Linked DNA regions of Homo sapiens: region 2 is linked to region 1. Evidence: chromatin contacts called from ENCODE Hi-C or POLR2A ChIA-PET data. All regions are on one chromosome and are shown on one strand. The core of a region is the stretch at or near the end of the contact, and the rest is flanking DNA. Distances in the headings are between cores, read along the strand shown.

Region 1 (3,993 bases), core at 676-3,175:
ATCAGGGCGAAGAGCAATGAACACAAATGTTTGAACTGGGGGCTGGGATGGTAGTTGTAGTCTTATGTTGGTCTCAATGTCCATTTTCTTTCAGTGTTTGATTTTGGTAGCACAGGACAAAGTGACCGCTGATTCTCACAGATAATTGTTTACAAATGCTAGCACTGTGTCTGAAGCCCACCTTGCAGTCTCTTTGATTGACAGGGACAGCAAGAGAAGCCTTATCTCAAGCTCAGCACAAACCCTGTTCTCTGAGCACATAGGAAGGATTCTAATGTGTCATAATTTGGTGCTGTGCCCATTTGAGTCTGTGTGTGGTTTTTAAAATTGGGTTTTTTTTTTTTCAATAATTAAAAATATGAGCTGGGCATGGTGGCACATGCCTGTGGTCCCACCTACTCGGGAGGCTGAGGCAGGAGGATTACTTGAGCACAAGAGTTTAAGACAGCAGTGAGCTATAATAGCGCCACTGCACTCCAGCCTGGACATCAGAGTCAGACCCTGTCTCTAAAAAAATAATTTTAGGCCGGGCGCGGTGGCTCACGCCTGTAATCCCAGCACTCTGGGAGGCTGAGGCAGGCAGATCACCTGAGGTCAGGAGTTCGAGGCCAGCTTGGCCAACATGGTGAAAATCCGTCTGTACTAAAAATACAAAAATTAGCCGGGTGTGGTGGCTCACGCCTGTAATCCCAGCTACTTGAGAGGCTGAGGCAGGAGAATCGCTTGAAACCGAGAGGCAGATGTTGCAGTGAGCCAAGATCACGCCATTGTACTCCCACCCAGGCAACAAGAGCAAAACTCTGTCTCAAAAATAATAATAATAGGCCAGGCGCAGTAGCTCACGTTTGTAATCCCAGCACTTTGGGAGGCCAAGGATCACAAGGTTAGGAGTTCAAGACCAGCCTGGCCAACACAGTGAAACCCCGTCTACTAAAAATACAAAAATTAGCTGGGTGTGGTGGTGGACACCTGTAATCCCAGCTACTCGGGAGGCTGAAGCAGGAGAATTGCTTGAACCCGGGAGGCAGAGATTGCAGTGAGCCAAGATCATGCCACTGCACTCCAGCCTGGGCGACAGAGCTAGACTCCATCTCAAAAAAAAAAATTTAAAAATAATAATTTTAAAAAAATGTTTTAAAAATGAAAGAAAAGGAAGAAGGGAGGAGGAAGCCAGAAAGAAAGGGGCCGTGCAGGGTGGCTCACACTTGTAATCCCAGCACTTTGGGAGGCTGAAGCAGGCAGATCACCCGAGCTCAGGAGTTCAAGACCAGCCTGGCCAACATGGTGAAACCCTGTCTCTACTAAAAATACAAAAATTAGCTGGGCATGGTGGCTCATGCCTGTAATTCCAGCTACTCGGGAGGCTGAGGCAGGAGAATCGCTTGAACCCGGAAGGCGGAGGTTGCAGTGAGCTGAGATCACCTCACTACCCTCTAGCGTGGGCGACAGCAAGACTGTTTCAAAAAAAAAAAAGAGGAAGAGTGAAAGGATGGACGAAAGGAACTCCTGTGGGGTGGGGCATCTGGGGCACTTGATGCCCCACGTGACCATTCCCTTCCCGGAGGTCTGCCCCAACTGCTCCAGCCCCCATAGCCTGAGGCTCCCGGCACCTCCCACCCAGCATCTGTCACAGCAAATCAATCTGGGCCACATGCTCCTGAAAGGTCCTTGGGAGCCCCACCAGGCTCCAGTGTGGTTGCCCCAAGTACTCCATGAGTAGACATGGGCTAGGGACTTACCCAGGCCCTTGGTGGTGCCTCCAAGGGTGGAAAGACTGGGGGACCCTGTGCCCCTGAAAGCCCAGAGTTTCACTGTTTCTGGGTACCTTCATTTCTGGGAACTAACTGTGCTTTGGAAAGAGAGAAATGAGAAGCAAAACCCTAGGGCCCCAGTATCACCCCTCCTTTCTGTCTTCCTTCCGCTTAGTCACAGCCAAGAGCTCAGTACCTCAGCCTCCCTTAGGGCCACTAGGTGGGGCAGAATACAAGGTCAGGCGAGGACACAGCATCTGGGACGAGTCCTTTCCTGCCAACAGCCTCCGTGAGGGGTCCTAGGATTGCTGAGGGCTGAGACCACCTTCCCAAAGTTGGGGAAGGGGTAACTGAGGCTGTCATCTGGCCTGTCTCACCTGTCTTACCTGCAGGCCCATCATTCCTGCACAGTCATTTATTAGGCACCAACTGTAAGCCAGGCCCAGGAGGTTGGATGGTTCAGGTGGGGCCCTGGCCTTGCAGAACTCATGGACTTGCACATAGACTCCTCCTGACAGGCCCCTCATGAGTAGCTGGGTCCTTACGATTTTTCTGGTCAGCAGTGGGGAGCCGTGGGAGGCATTAGGCTCTGGGGAAGCCAAGCAACATCACATGTACACAGCATAGAGACTCACACACCCTTGCACAGGCACCCACACGTACGTGTATGTTCATGGGCGTGGGCCTTGAGCACCGGGTCCCGTGAGCCACTGCACCTGGCCAACTGGGTCCATGTCCATAATCATAGGTGTCCACGCAGGGCCTCCCTTGGATGGGGGAGCTCCAGGCTCTGGAAACCAAGCCAGGGTTGCATGCATGCACGTGTGTGTGTGTGTGTGTGTGTGTGTGTGTGTGTTTGTGTGTGTGTGGTGTTACTCTGCCTCAGAGGCCCAACCACTGCCTCCAAGTCATGGGAGCGCAGAGCCCATGTAAGCTCAAACACTGCCCCATGTCATAGAAAAGAGGGCCAAAGATGGGGCTGGGCGTGGTGGCTCACTCCTGTAATCCTAGCACTTTGGGAGGCTGAGTCGGGTGGATCACGAGGTCAGGAGATCGAGACCATCCTGACTAACACGGTGAAACCCTGTCTCTACTAAAAATACAAAAAAATTAGCTGGGCGTAGTGGCGGGTGCCTATAATCCCAGCTACTCAGGAGGCTGAGGCAGGAGAATGGCCTGAACCCGGGAGGCGGAGCTTGCCGTGAGCGGAGATTGCACCACTGCACTCCAGCCTGGACGACAGAGTGAGACTCCGCATCAGAAAAAAAAAAAAAAGAAAGAAAAGAGAGCCAAAGCTCAGAGAGGGCCCATGACTTGCCCAGTGTCACACAGCAAGGTGAGGCAGGTCTGGGAGGGAAATGAACCAGACCTTATCCACATCCCTGACCTTTTTGGCTTCATGCTTGGAGCTTGGCACCCCCTGAGAACCACACTCCGTTGACCTCTGGGAAATGGAGGCTGGTGATTCTCCCAGCAAACCCGCCTGGGAACTAACCACAGGCTCCTCCCAGCTTTCACTAACCAACCCCAGGATTTCCAATACCGGTGCTTTGCTTAGCTGTACTGGGCACCTGGAACTCATTCTCCCTGCCACCCTCCCTCCCTGATTCCTTGAATAAAATTCAGCCTTCCAAATTTTACTCAAATGCTTCTACTTTCTCTGACCCTCTGGAACTTTCCCCTGTTGCCAGCCTCCCTCCAGCATCTGTCCCCTCATTCCCACCTCCTGTTTACTTCCCTACAAAAGCCAAAAATTGACCCCTAGAGCCTGAGACTCTGGATGGAGGATCTTCGTAGCTGGGGCCACACCCAGGCCAGCCCAGCCCTTCAGACTCTGCCAGTCACAGTGGGGTGGGCCCTGGAGCTGGAAGAGGAAACAGAGCCTCTGCCAGAGTCACCACCTGCCCCCAACCCTACTTCTCCTCCGAAGGCCCAACAAGGTCCTGTGCGCCCTCCAAGGGCAGAGGAGGCTGCTGGCTGTGGCTGTGGGAGGAGACCTGGAGCACTGTGCCCGAGGCAAAGCTGGCCCCGTGGAGTTTGCTATTCCAGCTTTTATTTACTCCTCTGTACCCTGAGCACCATCAACTGGGTGCCAGGCCTGTGCCTATATTTGGCAGGGTGAGGGGTGGGGGCCAGACAAATTGTAGAGGAGCCTCAGGTCTTTGGGGTGTTGCCCCTCCACTACATGGCCCCAGACCAAGTTCTCTGCCAGTTTGCAGAGCTCTTCCCTTCCACTTGGTCT
Region 2 (3,993 bases), core at 955-3,454, 84 kb after region 1:
GGCAGGTCTTCCTGGGACCGCAGGAGTCTGTGGAGCAGGTCAGGGTGAAAATGGGAGACAGGGCAATGATAGTTGGGGATCCTGAGAAGTAGCAGGCAGTGAGCCTGGTGGTGGCGAGAACACAAAGAAGAGCAGTTGGAGAGGAGGGGAGGTTACTGTGCTGAGGGTCTCGATTTTCAGAGGCAAGCTGGAAGGCAGCTCATATGCTGAGAGAGTGTGTGTGTGGTGTGTTGAGTGGACTGGGAGCCTGAGGAAGGAAAGGATCAGAGCAGATGCTAGGGGGATAAGAGAGCAGGTGCATGGTCCTGCTGAAGGCCAATGTGTGCTATGCCCTTTTGCTTCAACTCACAAAAACAATCTAAATTTATACAAACAGCAAGAGTGTAGGAGTCCAGGCTTACTAAGTCCCTTCCTTCTCACTTTGGTCCCTTCTTTTCCCTTCCCTGGTTGGGTTTAATGCCCTTCCACCCTGGAGCTGAGGTGTGCAATCATGGAGAATTTTCTTCATCTGGGAAAGCCATAATCTAAGATGGATTCAGACTGGGAACAAGAGTATAAACTTTGGAAAAACTGGCCCTTAGGCTCTGTGACTGTCATCACATACAGCAGACAAGGGAGTGAACTTAGAGGATGAAATAAGAGCTTTAAGGTTGTTCCCTGAAGGCCTGCGTAGCTCAGCCCCACTTGTTGAATAGCTACCTGGAGAGTTTTGTAAGAATGTGGCTTCATTCCATAGAATACTTCCATGGTGGCCACCGGGGAGGGGTCTATCTTCTTGGAACAGTTAGCTCTTTCGTTATGTTCTTGGACACCCCTGCTACCCCTAAAAAGAAGTGTACCTGGCTATTGAGAAATTCTATCATTCACAGAACAGACATTTTTCTGGGCGGGAGTGGGCAGCTATGATTAGTGAGAGGAGGAGCCTAAAGGTCCGAAGGTGGGAAGGGGTGGCCATAACCCAGGGGAGCACAGTCAGGCCTGGGAGGAGTTACCAATCATGACACTTTGAACGAAGAATCAACAAGATCTGTTGATTGCAAGATATTCTTCTATTAGTCTGGCTTCCCATGCAACAACTATACAACAGGTGCTGGGTTGGTGGTGAGGGTTTAGAAAGTTGATTTTAGCCTGGAGCTTGCCTTCTGGGAGCTGACAGTCTTATAAGGGAAATAAGACAAACCGAACATAGCTCCAATTCCAGACAAAGAAGGAAAGGAGACTATGGGTCAGGGCAGGCTTCCTGGAGGTGAGGGGCTGAGCTGGGCTTTGAAGAGTGGTGGTGTCTGAGAGTGCTAGTGAAGGATGACACCAGGGTTTTGACTTAGTAGTGCTAGTGACAGAGATGGGCAAATCTGCTGGGATTAGAGCATGTGGTCCAAATGTAGGTGGAAAGGAGAAGTCCTGCAGTTCCTGTTCTTTGGTAAGTGGTTGACTTGGGGGTCACAAGGTGACATTTACAGGCATCAGAATGAATGGATTCTTAGGGAGGAGAGAGAGGAGGAAAGTTTCCGGTAGGAGCCAGTTCTTAGGGCTCCAAGGGAGGCAGACACCCAGGAGCAGCAGATGCCGTGTCCTGGGTAGGAACACGAAGGGCCCAATGAAGCTCTTCCTTACTAGCAAGGCGGCTGTTGATTGTTCTGGCCCCAAACATTCACCACTCAGGCCATCTCAGAGAAGCAAGAACCCAGGAGGTGTCAGCGGCCTCAGCCCACAGGGGATCCAGGAGAGAGGGGCACGAGTGCACCCCACCTGGTTCCCTCGTGGCGACTCCATCCTGCGGGCCCTGGGAATGCACAGGGTGGCTCCGGGGACCTTTCCGACAGCACTGTGGGTGACACTGGGATGGGTCTGAAAATGGTGTCGTGTCCTCCTTTTCTGGATCTCCCCTCTCCGACCAGGAGGCCTGTGGCCATCTCGGGGCGCAGGCAGGAGGCACTGGAAGCGGAAGCGAGTGGGGAGTCCGGGTAGAGGGAGTCGCCCACCTGACCGGCTTCGCCCCCTCCGGGGTTTGCTGCAGCTGAGGGCCCCGGACCAGCGATTCTAGAAGCCGGTCCGGGGCCGGGCAGTCCAATAGCTTCTCGCGGATTTCCCTCCGCTGGCGCGCAGCAGCGGCGCGTGGATTCGCGCGCGGGCTCGGGACGGCGCGAGCCCGGGCAGCGCGAGCCCCTGCGCGGCAGGGAGTGGCGCATGCGCGGGCGTCCTGCGAGCCCGCTGGGGCGAGCCGAGCCGCGGCGGCGCCGGGAGCCGGGCGGCGGAGCTGTGAAGAAGCAAGCGGCGGCACGGGAGCAGCGGCGACGGACAGGTGGCGAGCCTTCGCCCGCGCCGCCAGGGGCTGCTGGGCCACCCGCGGAGCCTCGCGGTCCAGACGTGGCGGGGGTGGCGGCGGCATCCCGGACGGCCTGTGAGGGATGCGCCGCCCACTGCCCCGCGCCGCCTGACCGTCCCCGCCTCGACTCGCGGTGCGCCACAGCCGGGCCCGCGGCCGTCCCCGCCGCGTTGTCGCCCGGTCGCCGCGCCCGCGGGGCCGCGCCCGGCACGGCCATGTGGACCCCCACGGAGGAGGAGAAATACGGCGTAGGTAGGTGAGGCTCAGGCCTGGCCGTGGCGGGGGTTCTGGGGGACGCGCCCAGCTCCCGGCCCCGCCTGGATTCGCATCCTCGTGCCCCCGCCACTGCCCGCAGGCTGCGCGGCCTCGGCGCGGGGCGAGCGCGGGGTGGGGGCAGGTGCGGGTGCGGGTGCGGGTGCGGGGGTGGGCGCGGGTCTCTGTGCAGAGAGGGCGGCAGGGGGCGCTGGCGGTGCGGCCTTGGCAGGTGCGGCCCGCGGGAGGGGTGGGCAAGGCCCGGGCAGTTGCCCGAGGTTTCTGGTGTGGGCCACGGGGCAATTTTACCCGATAAACCAAATTCTGGGAATATGTTTTCTCCCCTCCAAAAGCTCGATTTTAATGAGTTTCCGCACCTGAATTGATGAGCCCGATGGCTGTTTATTTTTGATCTGGAACCTTACAAGAAAACGGATGAAAAACGTTGACATCATTTTCCCAGTTCAAAAATTTGGACATTTGACTGCAAATGTTTGATCTGTTTTAATTTGTTTTGCCTTTAGTATTAGAAATAATACCTTACGATGGGAAATGTTTTTGGACATGTATCAATGTTTATACGGTTTTTTTTTTAAACCCTGTTTTCAGATGAGACCTTATTCCTCTTAGAAACCTTTTTTTAATGTTGTAAGTGTTAAACTCCAGAAGCTAAATAATTCTTACAATATTCAACTTCTTTAAAAAGAATATTCAGTAATTTAAAGTATTGAATGTTTTACAATGTTAGTGTTTTGTGGCAATTACATGATAGAGTTAAGCCTCATTGCATCACCTATCATCTTGTTCAGTTAGAAACAGATTTAAAATGTTGAGTGTACAGGTTTTGTTTTTCCTAAGCTCGTAATGGAAAATTTTAGATAGGAAACCTGTCTAAACATAGATTTTTGTTTCCCATCTTTACCGCAATTTAATCAAGATTTAGTTCACAATTCACTACAAAATAACTTGAAACTGCAGTGGTAACGAATGTTTTGGAATGCTATCAGGCAGGTTATCGTGTGAAAATTGAATTTATTTAAATTCGAGGACCAGCAGAGAGGTCTTCTATTCTGGTAGAAGATCTTGTTTTAAAAGGTAACTTTCTGAAACAATTAGGTATGTTAGGATGGAGGTGATAAAGGGAGCTCTGGTCCTAGAGTCTCTATTGAGAAGGAATTGAGAAATGATGCGAAGAGCTGGGATTCACCTCTAGGGACATTTTACCCCTTCTCTTAGAGTATTCCCTGAATACTGAGTTGATTCTGTGAAGTGAGGAGTTGGTGGTTTATCTTCTCCATAACTCGCTCCCAGAACTGCTGAACTAGAATAACAAATAATTGATGTGAGTGGTCAACTCTCCAGTGGCACCCCATGATTGATTTTTTTGGAGGGGGGAGGAGCCCTATTTTGGCGGG

What was found. A loop is a pair of places that touch in the nucleus more often than their neighbours do. ChIA-PET counts read pairs that join two places held with the same protein, here RNA polymerase II (POLR2A). Pooled maps may share reads with other maps.
Region 2: a loop to region 1 is called in a pooled map, with 2.0 times the contacts of the local background. The contact joins the promoter of DOCK3 here to the enhancer-like site in region 1. A Hi-C loop is called at or near these places in 1 of 50 pooled maps. POLR2A ChIA-PET finds 5 or more read pairs at or near these places in 5 of 52 experiments (H1, activated B cell, activated CD4-positive, alpha-beta T cell and 1 more).

Annotation. Positions count from the first base shown.
Region 1 is chr3:50,589,091-50,593,083 of GRCh38, forward strand. HEMK1 (HemK methyltransferase 1, mitochondrial release factors N(5)-glutamine) reads left to right here. Exons shown (of 11, transcript NM_016173.5): 11 at 1-3,993. Among named protein-coding and RNA genes, the nearest start is that of CISH, 21 kb to the right of the region's middle. RefSeq lists enhancers at 1,368-1,487, 1,498-1,557, 1,628-1,717, 1,738-1,847. Within about 2 kb of position 1,926, at least 15 of the 41 ENCODE cell types and tissues checked have a DNase peak (open chromatin) inside an H3K27ac peak, as active enhancers do.
Region 2 is chr3:50,672,723-50,676,715 of GRCh38, forward strand. DOCK3 (dedicator of cytokinesis 3) reads left to right here and starts at 2,205. Exons shown (of 53, transcript NM_004947.5): 1 at 2,205-2,578. The coding sequence starts at 2,542. MIR4787 (microRNA 4787) reads left to right here and starts at 2,358; the gene lies at 2,358-2,441. RefSeq lists a silencer at 2,169-2,458.